Regions from separate parts of the Homo sapiens genome. Here region 2 is linked to region 1. A link is a contact called in ENCODE Hi-C data. All regions are on one chromosome and are shown on one strand. Each heading gives the region's core, a stretch centred on a gene start or an enhancer-like site at or near the end of the contact. The rest is flanking DNA. Distances are from core to core; before and after follow the strand shown. Region 1 overlaps CSMD2 (CUB and Sushi multiple domains 2). Region 2 overlaps CSMD2 (CUB and Sushi multiple domains 2).

The links. Hi-C counts contacts between places; a loop is a spot of excess contacts on that map. Pooled maps may share reads with other maps.
Region 2: a map of ascending aorta shows a loop between it and region 1 (2.4-fold over the local background). The contact joins two enhancer-like sites. A Hi-C loop is called at or near these places in 6 of 168 maps with a recorded cell type or tissue (Right ventricle myocardium inferior, aorta, ascending aorta and 2 more) and 3 of 50 pooled maps.

Annotation. Positions count from the first base shown.
Region 1 is chr1:33,983,922-33,989,386 of GRCh38, reverse strand. The region is part of intron 3 of CSMD2 (CUB and Sushi multiple domains 2); the gene reads left to right. Among named protein-coding and RNA genes, the nearest start is that of CSMD2-AS1, 120 kb to the right of the region's middle. Within about 2 kb of position 2,831, at least 3 of the 41 ENCODE cell types and tissues checked have a DNase peak (open chromatin) inside an H3K27ac peak, as active enhancers do; they include ascending aorta, where a contact is called at or near this core.
Region 2 is chr1:33,759,448-33,764,912 of GRCh38, reverse strand. All of the region lies in intron 13 of CSMD2 (CUB and Sushi multiple domains 2), which reads left to right. Among named protein-coding and RNA genes, the nearest start is that of HMGB4, 100 kb to the left of the region's middle. Within about 2 kb of position 2,697, at least 3 of the 41 ENCODE cell types and tissues checked have a DNase peak (open chromatin) inside an H3K27ac peak, as active enhancers do; they include ascending aorta, where a contact is called at or near this core.

The DNA of each region.
Region 1 (5,465 bases), core at 1,582-4,081:
TTGCATTCCCATCAGCCATGTATGGTGGACATGCCCTTGCTGAAACTTGGTATCTTTATTCTTTTACATTGTAACCATTCTAATGGGTATGTGGTGGTATCTCATTGTGGTTTTAATTTTCATTTCCCTGATGGCTAATGAGGATAAACATTTTTTCACCTGTTTATTGACCATTTGGAAATCATCTATTCAAGTTTCTGCCCATTTTTAAATTGAATTATTTGTCTTATTAGTGAGTTATAAGATTACATATATATGTGTGTTTTATTTCTATATAATTCATATATATTAATATACTATAATTTGTTTATGCATCCATATATATATATATATATATATATATATATATATATATATATATATATATATATATGGAGAGAGAGAGAGATTTTTACCTGTCCCAAAGCCATGAAGGTTTTCTCTTGTTTTCTTCTGGAAGTGTTATAGTTCTAGCTTGTATATACACTCAGTTGTATGATTCCTTTTGTGTTAATATTTGTGTATGGGGTGAAGTGAGAGTTGAGGTTCATTTTTTCCCTGTGTGAATATTCAGTTGTTCTAGCATCATTGGTTGAAAAGGCTATTAGCAGATCGTATTTTGAATAAGATGCCGATACAACATGATTGATTCCCTATCAGCATCCCCTCCTTGTCTTAGTATTTTTTTTTTCCATCAACAAGTATTTGTTGAGTTTCTGTGACATGTCAGGTGTTGTTTTAATTGCTGGGCATCAGTCCTGAATAAAGTGGAACAAGTCCCTGCTCTCATGGAGACCGTGGCTTAGCCACAGGAGACAACAACTTAACCCAAAATAATAATAGTAGACCTGGCCCTAGAAAGATAACTAAAATAGGGTTAGGAAACAGAGAGTGGCAGGACATTCCAGAATGAAACAGAGAGGGCAACATTTCTAAGAAGACAGCGTTTGAGCAGAGACCTGCAGGGTGGGGGATGTGAGGGCCTGGCTCTCTGCAGATGGGCTGTTAAGGGGACAGACTGATTGCCAGAGCCTCCCATTCCCAGCCCAGCTTCTCAGACACTCCCTTAGGGGTCTACAGTTGTGACAAGGGCCCTCTGCAGAGCTCATGTGCCATCACATGTCACTCGGGTCTCCTCCATGTCCTGGCTACTCCAGCCACTGCTCACAAAGCTGCATCTGACAGCAGGGAGTGACTTTCGCAGATTTCACTCCTTCATTCATTTCTTTAATTAAAAGGTATGTATTAAGCCCAGTAAGTGTGCTTGGCACTGCGCTAGACTCTGGGGAGACAGAGATGAACAAATGAATGGACCTGAGTTACGGCTTCAGCAGGAGCCAGCTCAAGAAAAGTCTTAAATGCACTTGGTACATGAAGTGTTTGCTCTGCAGACAGGAGAGCTCCATGAATGGCTAAAGCTACTGGATTTGGGGGAGTGAGGAATGGGAGACAAGGAGAGTTTATCCTAGGAGACTGTTGCAATAGGTCGGGTGAGATATGATGCAGGTGTGAATTAAAGCAGTGGAGATGTGGGGGCTGGGAGAAAGAATGTTGGATGATCCAGGTTTCTAACTTGAACACAGGGGCATGGTGGTGCTACTGATTTTAGGGGACACAGGAGGAAGAGCAGGTCTGGAATAGGTGAGTGCATGGGTAAAGTGATGAAGAGTCTGTTTGGAGGCACGGCAAGGGTGAGGTGCTCCTGGTAGAAATGTCTAGGACTTAATTTCACTTGAAGGTCTGAAGCTCATGAAGGAGATCTGGGTGGGAGGTCAAGCCTTGCAATTTATCCACAGAGGAATTATAATTGACAGCAGAGATGGAAGAGATGCTCCTGGGAGGTATCTAAACAAATACTTGCTCTGTGTCAGACTTTTGCCTGGCGTGCTACTAAATGTTTAATATACTGGTTAGGACATTGAGTTCTGATGCCCAACTCCCTGGGTTAAAACTTTAGCAGTAGCACTTGCGAGCAGGGTGACCTTGGGCAAGTCAACTCAACTCTATATTCCTCTGCTAAATGTTGATAGTAATAAATTTACCTTCTGGGGTATTATGCGGATTAAATTATCTGGTATGTGTATAGCACATAGAATAGTGTAATACCATGTGATTGGTAAATGTTAGTTGATCCTAATATCCTTTAACATACCTATAGCATAGGGGGTATCATTACTTGTTTTATAGATAAGGGAATTGTCCAAGGTTATGGAATTAGGTAGTGGAAGAACAAGGACTTGAATGCAGGCCTGTGTGTCTCCAGAGTCTACCATTCAAGGCTGTCTTCTACTGGGGGATAAAGGTCTGTGCATTCATTGGCTACTTGATGAACTTAGCCCCTCTGGGCAGAGGGGTTCCAATGCCTGGCTAAGCCCCCATCCCTGCTGTGCCATCGGCCATGGCTAGTATCTTCTACCTGCAACCTGGAGCCAGCAGACCCTGCAGCCCCTCCTGCAAGCCTTACACACACACACGAGAAGGATGCTGCCTTTCTCACCTCCTCCAGATGCTTGCACCTACTGTGCCACATTGCAATCAGGGGCTGCATGTCCGTGCCTTGGTCCCAGAACAGAGGAGGAAAGGAGCCCTGGAGTCCATGCTGACAGAGGTCTGTTTACCTTCATGCCCAGTGCCCTGAGTTACGCTCCAGGTGTCCCATTTGGAGAAGAGAAGCTAGTCAGGAGCCCTGTCTGAGAGACTGTGGCAGCTTGGGGTTGAAGCCAGGAGAGCAGACTTGGAAGGACTTTAAGCTATTAGCAAATACAGCACAGACAGAGGCCAGAAGTTCTGAGAGGAACTGGGATTAGGGAACAGTCTGAGTCATGGCCTGGCAGGGAAGCATGAAGGCAGCCAGCTCTGGGGAGGGCACTGAGAACAAGCAGGCCCAGGCTGGATGCCTGGCTCTACCTACTCGCTCTGTCACAAGATTTCATGCTTCTCTGAGCCTCAGTTTCTTCAGCTGTAAAATGGGCATGGCAAGGATACATCCCTTCTAGGGGCAATGTGAGGACTCCTTGCTATGCCAAGGATGTTACGTGTTAGCTTCCCTTCCCTTCCCCTGCCTACCCAAGGAGGGAGGATTTCCTGCAGAAGGCAAGCTTTCAGCAGCGCTGGAGAGGTACAGAAAGACATGGATTGAGAGAGTAGAGGTAGGAGGGTGTTGCTGCAAGGGCCTGAGCCTTGTATCCCCAGAAGCCGGAGCTGAGTGGAAAGCTTCAAGGTGAAGGGATTATTGGGCATAAATATGTAAAGAGGAAAGGAACTGGCTGCTGTCATTCTAGTAATCCTGGCTGCTGCCAGCTCTGCGGCAGGCATTGGGCTGGACTGGGGTGGTGCCAAGGTGAATGAGGTGCCACCTCTGCCCTCAAGGAGCTCCCTGGGTTGGGGCAGTCAGACTTATTAATGGAGCATCTCCATCCAGGGTGCTAACTGATGCTCAGGGGTTGGACAAGGGAAACAGCTCAGAGCAGAGAGTGACTGCTCCTTCCACCAGAACATGAGTCGCTGTGCCCTGGCAGCCTGCGAGTGGACTGAGGCCCCATGCATTCCTCTAAGGGTGGGGCGATCAAAGAGATTCCAGGCCTCCGCTCTATAGACTGGAGGCTTGAAAGGGAGCACAGGTTTGTACCAGCAGGACTAAGCTTGGCAGTGCACCAAGGACCTTGACCTCCAGCCAGGGAAAACAAAGGCACAAGATCTACTGGGGAGCAGGGACTTTCACATACATTATCCTACTTAACCTCCTTAAAGTATTGAGTGTCCCTTTTTTATCCAAAGCCAAGAGAGGTTAAACAACTTACCTAGAGACACACAGTGAGCAAGTGGCAGCACCAGGATTCACACTCGGGTACGTTTCGACTCCACTGGCTTGATCTTTCCTACAAGCACCCTCCAAGCCAGCCCCATGCCTTCCCAACAGATGGACCACTTCCACCTCTCTGCCAAGCCCTGCAGACGTGGCTACGTCCTGCCTTCCTCCAGAGGAGCCTGGGCAGCCTCAGGGCCTGGCCCACCGCAGTCCCTCCTGTCCTCCCCAGCTGCCAAACCACTAATTAGTGTGCCTGGCATTGTTCCTCACAGTTTCCCTCTCACTCTCGCCTCCCCTAGAAAGCCTAGCTCCCAGCTAAATTTAGCTGTGACTACTTCCCAGGGAGGGGTGGGGTGGATGGGGAAGGAAGGCTAAGTCCTGAGTTTTGAGTCTCCATAGTGAAAGGGAGACAGCCCAGGGCTCCATCCCTCCAGGACAGCTTCCCCTCCATCGACCTGCTGGTGAAGCCTTGAAGCTGTGGCATTGCGTTACTGCACACACTTGGCTTGAATATGATGGATTCTGAGGTCCATGTACGATAGCAATGGGAACCGTTAACGCCACACGTCTGCCTTCATCAAAGCTGCCTTGTTTTCTTTGAGAGGTTTTATAATAAGCAATCATTACCCATTTGTGCAATACTTTTATATTAACATCACCTCTTTTATACACTGGGGTTCTGGGGTTCTGTGTGAGATTTCCTTCCTTCCTTCCTGCCTGCCTGCCTGCCTGCCTGCCTTCCTTCCTTCCTTCCTTCCTTCCTCCTTCCCTCCTTCCCTCCCTCCCTTCTCCCTTTCCCTTTCCTTTCCTTTTTCTTTTGACAGGGTCTCACTCTGTCACCCAAGCTTGAATGCAGTGGAAAAATCTCAGCTCACTGCAGCCTTCAACTTCTGGACCCAAGGGATCCTCTCACCTCAACCTCCCGAGTAGTTGGGACTAAAGATGCATGCCACCGTATCTGGGTAATGTTTTTACTTTTTGTAAAGACAGAGTCTCGCTATGTTGCCCAGGCTGGTCTGGAACTCCTGCAATCCTTCTTCCTCCACCTCCCAAAGCGCAGGCGTGAGCCACTGCACCCAGACCAAGATTTCTTTTGGGAGGGATTTGTTTTCTTAAAAAGCAAGTTTGGAAACCAGAGCTTCACACTTGAGTGTCTTGCTGCTTTGAGTGTGATCTGAGAAGCAGCTGCATGGGCACCCCCTGAGAGCTTGTTAGAAATGCAGAACTCAGCCCCCACCCCACACCGAGTGAAATAGAACCTGTTGCACTTTCAAGATCCACAAGTGATCTCTACACTGTTGAAGAAGCACTGCCTTAGTCTAAATCAGGATCACTGAGGAGCTTGTCAAAATGCAGATTCCCTGGCTTCCTCCATGAGATTCTGACTCAGGAGTAAGGGAAGGCCCAAGCTATGTCCATTTTGTCCTTTTTTTTTTTTGGTGGGGGGAGACAGAGTCTCGCTCTGTCACCCAGGCTGGAGTGCAGTGGCGCGATCTCGGCTCCCTGCAAGCTCCGCCTCCAGGGTTCACGCCATTCTCCTGCCTCAGCCTCCCGAGTAGCTGGGACTACAGGCATGCGCCACCACGCCTAGCTAATTTTTTGTATTTTTAGTAGAGACAGGGTTTCACCATGTTGGTCAGGCTGGTCTTTAACTCCTGACCTTAGGTGATCCACCTGC
Region 2 (5,465 bases), core at 1,448-3,947, 220 kb after region 1:
TCTATTTTCCCTCCCCTCTATGGCTGAAACCTAGTGTTCCCTGTAAACATACAATCCCAGATTTTCCAGGACAAATGCAATTTCAAACATCATTTCCCTTGGCCCAGAAAATATGATCACAATAGCTAGAGTCCTTGGAAATTGCCTTTTTCAAATGATCAGAGCCAGAGTTGGGATCAGCAAAGATTTAAATGCATCAGCCTCAGCATGAGGGATAATATTCCTGGGAACTGTTTGTGATTAGGCCAGGGACCGTGATCGGTGTGAGCTTCCTCTGCTTAATGTAACATTCCCCTCATTTCTCTAGACTTCTTTCAAGGTTTCATTGACCTACAGATAGCCCCAGAAAATAAACAGGGAACTTAGGAAGTCCCAGGTCTCCCTCCCTCTGTTATCCAGTCCTCAAGAACCTGAACACTGAAGACCTGTGGTTTCCCTTTGCTAGTGGCAGGCAGAGCAGGGGGTGCCCGCTCTGCAGAATTCTCCCAGTGATCTGAAGGGGACGTCGCCTTGAGTGGAAAGTCAGGGGTGGTAGCAGGATGGGGGAGGGTCTGTATCTGCTACTGTACTGGAGAATGGGCACTAGTCATAGCTATGAAGCGTCCCAGGGCCATGGGGCAGCCTGGGAAGTGTATGCCAGAGTTGAGGGAGTCCAGGGCTGAAAGAGCTGACCCTGGATGAAGGAATGGGTCACAAAGGAGGCTGCTGGTGTTGCCTCTCAGAATGTACAAGGAGGTGGAGTCAATTCTTGTCCTACCAGGCCAGTATGGGTCATATCATTGCCTGTTACCTTTGTTTTCAAATAGGCAGATACTTTATGGGGGAAGGAAGATTCTGGATTGACTCATGTCCTCACCCAAGGGAATAGGGTGTATCCCGGCAAAGTATATCCTTGACCCATCCAAAGGCTTCAGTCTCCAAAAAGAGACTTCAGTCTCACAGCAGAGACTAGAGAGGAAACCATGAACCAGAATAGAAGCCCAGTCCTTGGACTGGGGCATACATATTGAAGAAGGGTTAGCAGGAGAGGGAGATCCTAAAACTGAGTGGGCCTATATGTATGCTGGGCTTCTCACAAGCCCACCAGTTACTGGCTCTGTGCAGCCACACACATCTCACCCCAACAGTTTGTAGGACTAGAACTTCCCAAAGTACCATCATGCTTAGCTGGGCTTGGCTTAGAATCTGGCTGTAAGAACCAAGCCCGTGGGATCCAGCTCTTCAGTGTACCTGGCCAGGGTGAAATCAGGCAGACTGAAGGGATGGCTCACGAAGGAGGCTCCCAGCATTTCCTATCAGGATGTCCAAGGAATTAGTCAACACTTTCCCTGCCAGGCCAGTGTGAGTCACATACATCACTTGTTTCCTTTATGCCTAAACAGTCAGGTACTTTATAGGAGAAGGAAGTGTCTTTGGTGGCCCTGCGTGGTCTAAAGTAGACCCAAACCCAGCTAACCATTAGAATCACTCATAGGCCTTTTAAAATACAAAATTCTTGGCCTTGTCCCCCAAAATTCCAATTCAGTAGGTCCAAAATGGGGCCTAGGAATTGTAGTTCTAAAAAACTCCTAGATGATCTAGACATTAGGTCATATTTCTGAACAACTAGTATGGAACACATACTGTATGCCAGTTGCTTGGGGAAAGTTTTGTGTCAGTTCTGTGAGGTTTGGTCCCTTGAATTTGTCTCTTGAATTCCTTTCTTGAATTCCTCTGGGCTAATGGGAAGGCTTGAGCTCTTGGATTACATCATGCCAAGAGACTTTTTTCCTAGCTAATACTTGTGTCATGCCAAGATACATGGGGTTGTGATACATGTGGTGATACGTTGTGTTCATATGCTGTTGCTATTAAGTTGGCCAGGCTGAGCTGCCATAACTCAGTTATTAGGATGATTGTAGTCTCCCAGGGTCCGTGGGATGTTGACCTCCATGTTGGTATCCCATCAAGGAGTGAGATGCATGGTCCAGTACTCCCACATTACAACTTGATGTTTTTCATTTAATTTAAATGCAGCAAAATGTGGAAGGGAGTGGGTACTATGTACTGGCCATTACACTCAGCACCGGGCAAGTGATGAAGATGATTCAAACATGGTTCTTGCCCTCCAAGAGCTCATAGTCTAGTGAGTAAGATAAGCATGTGCTTTTATTTTAAAGCAGTCTCTGAATTATTGCACATAGATGTGGTCACAAAGTGCTACCAGAATGTAGAGGAAGAAAAATTCATTCCAACTGGCAGATTTTCAGAAGTCTTCTTGGAAGATTGTAGCACAGGCAAAAATTTCAGTCCAATCCAACCCAGGAATCTGTCCAAAACCAAACTGTGAACACAGTTTAATCCAAGGCCCAGTTCAAAGGCCTTATTCCAGCTAAGAGTCCTGGTCCAAGGTATATTAGGACCACAGCTACCTGCGTGGAAGAGGAACTGGGAAAACTGGTCAAGCTTTAGGAGTCTAATCCTGGGCTGTGACCTCTACTTATAGGGGAATGAGGTATCTCTGTCATTCTCATTTCAGCTTTCACCTTTGGGATCAAGCCAACAGGCTCTGTTTTCTCTGTAAAATATCCAAAGTTGTGTGTATGCATTCTCCACTGTGCTCTGCCATGCCTGACTCAGAGAGCTGTGGAGGCCAACAGAGTTTCCCCAGCCAGGGTCTGTTTTCACAGCTGCTGGCTCAAAAGCTGGAGCTTGAAGTTCTATCAATACCCCAACCCTGTTCTTTGAGCCTCTTGGTGAATTTGTCATCTTACTTGAACATATGTGCATTACTATCAGCCCTCAGTGATGTGGGTGTCCTCAGACTCTGTGGTCCTCGGGGAAGGCACTACATACCTTTTCTAGGGCTTGGCTTTCTAAGAGGGCCTTGGGTTACCCCCTCTTGTGTTGATTGGCCCTTCCTCTAGGCCTTATGTACAAGAGCAATCTTTTGGGTGACTCAGGGGAGGTGGGTTCAGAGAAAAGGCTCCTGGCCCTAGGCTACCTGATCAACTCTCATCTTGCTCTGGGACTTAGATCAGACTCCCCCATGGTCTTGCAGGGAGCTCCCCCAGGCTACCTGTAAACTCCCTTGGATTATCGTGTTTCCCCTGGAAGAAAATCCAAATGTACTTCCTTGTGTCATGGAGAACAATCAGCATGTATTGTTTTCCAGTCTTCAGTGGGTGGTGGTCTGAGGCATGAATGGACCATGGCAGTTCTAGACTCCTTGAGTGAGGATGCTCTGACGAACAGGCTTAGAATGCATGATGGAGCTCTCTAACAGAGCTCAGGGGCTCAAGTGAAGAGGACAGGCCCTGAGTGCCTCAAAGACCCAGGGACCTGGGCCTACAGTCCTGAGAACATCCCCTGAGTTGTTGAAGATGTGATCCACACCCTTCCTTGAATTCCTCTGGGCTAATGGGAAGGCTTGAGCTCTTGGATTACATCATGCCAAGATACTTTTTTCCTAGCTAATACCTGTGTCTGGCTGACCAGATTAATAAGAGCAGCTGAAGCTAACCTTAGCTGGGCATAGAGACCATCTGGGATCTGCCCATGTAGGAAGAATAGGACGCTACGAGTATCACTCATAGGATCCTGGGGGCTGGGTGCAGGCAGCTGTGGGATCTCACAGGAGAGAAGCACTTTTGAGTAGCCTTTGCTTGGGACATGGAAAGACTGGGTCATCAGGACTTCCATCTGTTCCCCAACATGTCACAGTTCCTCAGAATCTCACAGTGAGACTCAAGACTGACAGAATATCCAACACTCAAGTGAAGGGCTGTTCAGTACCAGGTACCCCCATGCAGCTGACAGTGCCTCTCCTTTCTAAGGTTATCTGCCCACAGATCTGCTCACAGAAGGTGCCTCACCAGGTCACAGTTGGCAGTCGAGCAGTCAGTCATTCCTGCAAATGGGGAGTTTTGTCAGAATCTTCTGGACTTGGAGTTACCTGTTCATTCCTTGAGGAGAGGAGGGACTGAGGATCAAAGAGCAAACCTTTTGGCCTGGGGTCTTGCTGGATTGAGGGTGTGGTAAGGGAGAAGTGGGGAGACACCACTTTTGCTGCCTTAGTAGGCTGATTAAGACTAGGAGATACACCAAGCAGAAGCATGCGTGGAGACAGCCATCAGCAGCAGAGTGGGGATGTCCCTCTTGTTTCAAATTCAGCCAAAATTGAATGTATACCTTCCCTGAGCCCAGCACAGTGCTGTGTTCCATGCCTTCACAAACTTCATTGCGTTGAGTCTTCACAACAAAGCTGTAATTTAGAAGTTATTAATCCCATTTTTATATATGAGGGGAAAGACTCAATGATGTAAAGTACCTGCCCTCTTCCTTCCTCCCAAATGCGTACAGCTAATAAGTGAAAAATACATGCAAACCCCCAATTTTTAGAAGGATTCATATTTGCTCCAACTTTGGCATGGTGGCTTGGTCTGGCTACGTATATTTTCCAAAGAACTTATGGTCTGTTTTCAAGGTAAAAGCTGAGCCCCAAGAGTGTGGACTCAGCTACTTCCCAGTAGCATAGGGCAGGAGGCCTTTTTTGTGCTTTGTTCCATAAGGTATCAGAATCTTTCCTGTGAGCTGGGGATATGAGTTCCTCAGCCAGCCACTGAGGAATGCATGAAAATCCCAGTGCAGAGCCTGGCCTTGGGAAAGACCTCTAAACATCTCAATGAAGAGGGCCTAAAGGCCGGGGTAAGCACCTGGAATGGTTTGGTGGGGACAATGCATTATTCCAGAGGTGTGGCAAGAATCAGTCATGGCCACAGGGTAATTCCAGGCAGTGGGTAATTTCCAAAGGTTATGCTGATGAACAGTCATGTAATTTATACCAAGAACCTAGCCAACCTCTATGGGATACAGGTAACAGGGTCCAGCCATAGAGGGCAAGAACTTAGCAATCATCAGACCCCTACCAATGAGCTTCAGTTTAGGATTCCAGTTCCAGAGGGGATTGAGTTGTGAATGAGGAACTTGAAGCAAAAGCTAGTTTCATGAATAGCTGCTACCATGAGTAGGGTGACAATATATCCCTATTTGCTTGGGACAATCCCAGTTTACATCTTTTGTTCTAGGTAATTATCCATAGTGCCATCTTTCATTCTCAAAACCAGTTTGGGCAATATGTTACGTGGGTACCCTAACATGCCAAAGACCTCATGCCAAGAAAGGAATTGGGCCTCAGTGATTGATTTGAATGCCATGCCAAGAGGGATCTGAGTCAGAGGTCTATGAGGCTATATATAGTGGTTTATCTTTTTTTTCTTACTTGTCACTGACTTGAAACTCAAGCTCTGGGCTGGGCACAGTCGCTCATGCCTGTAATCCCAGCACTTTGGGAGGCCAAGGCAGGCAGATCACGAGGTCAGGAGATCGAGACCATCCTGGCTAACACCGTGAAACCCCATCTCTACTAAAAATACAAAAAATTAGCCGGGCATGGTGGCGGGCGCCTGTAGTCCCAGGTACTCAGG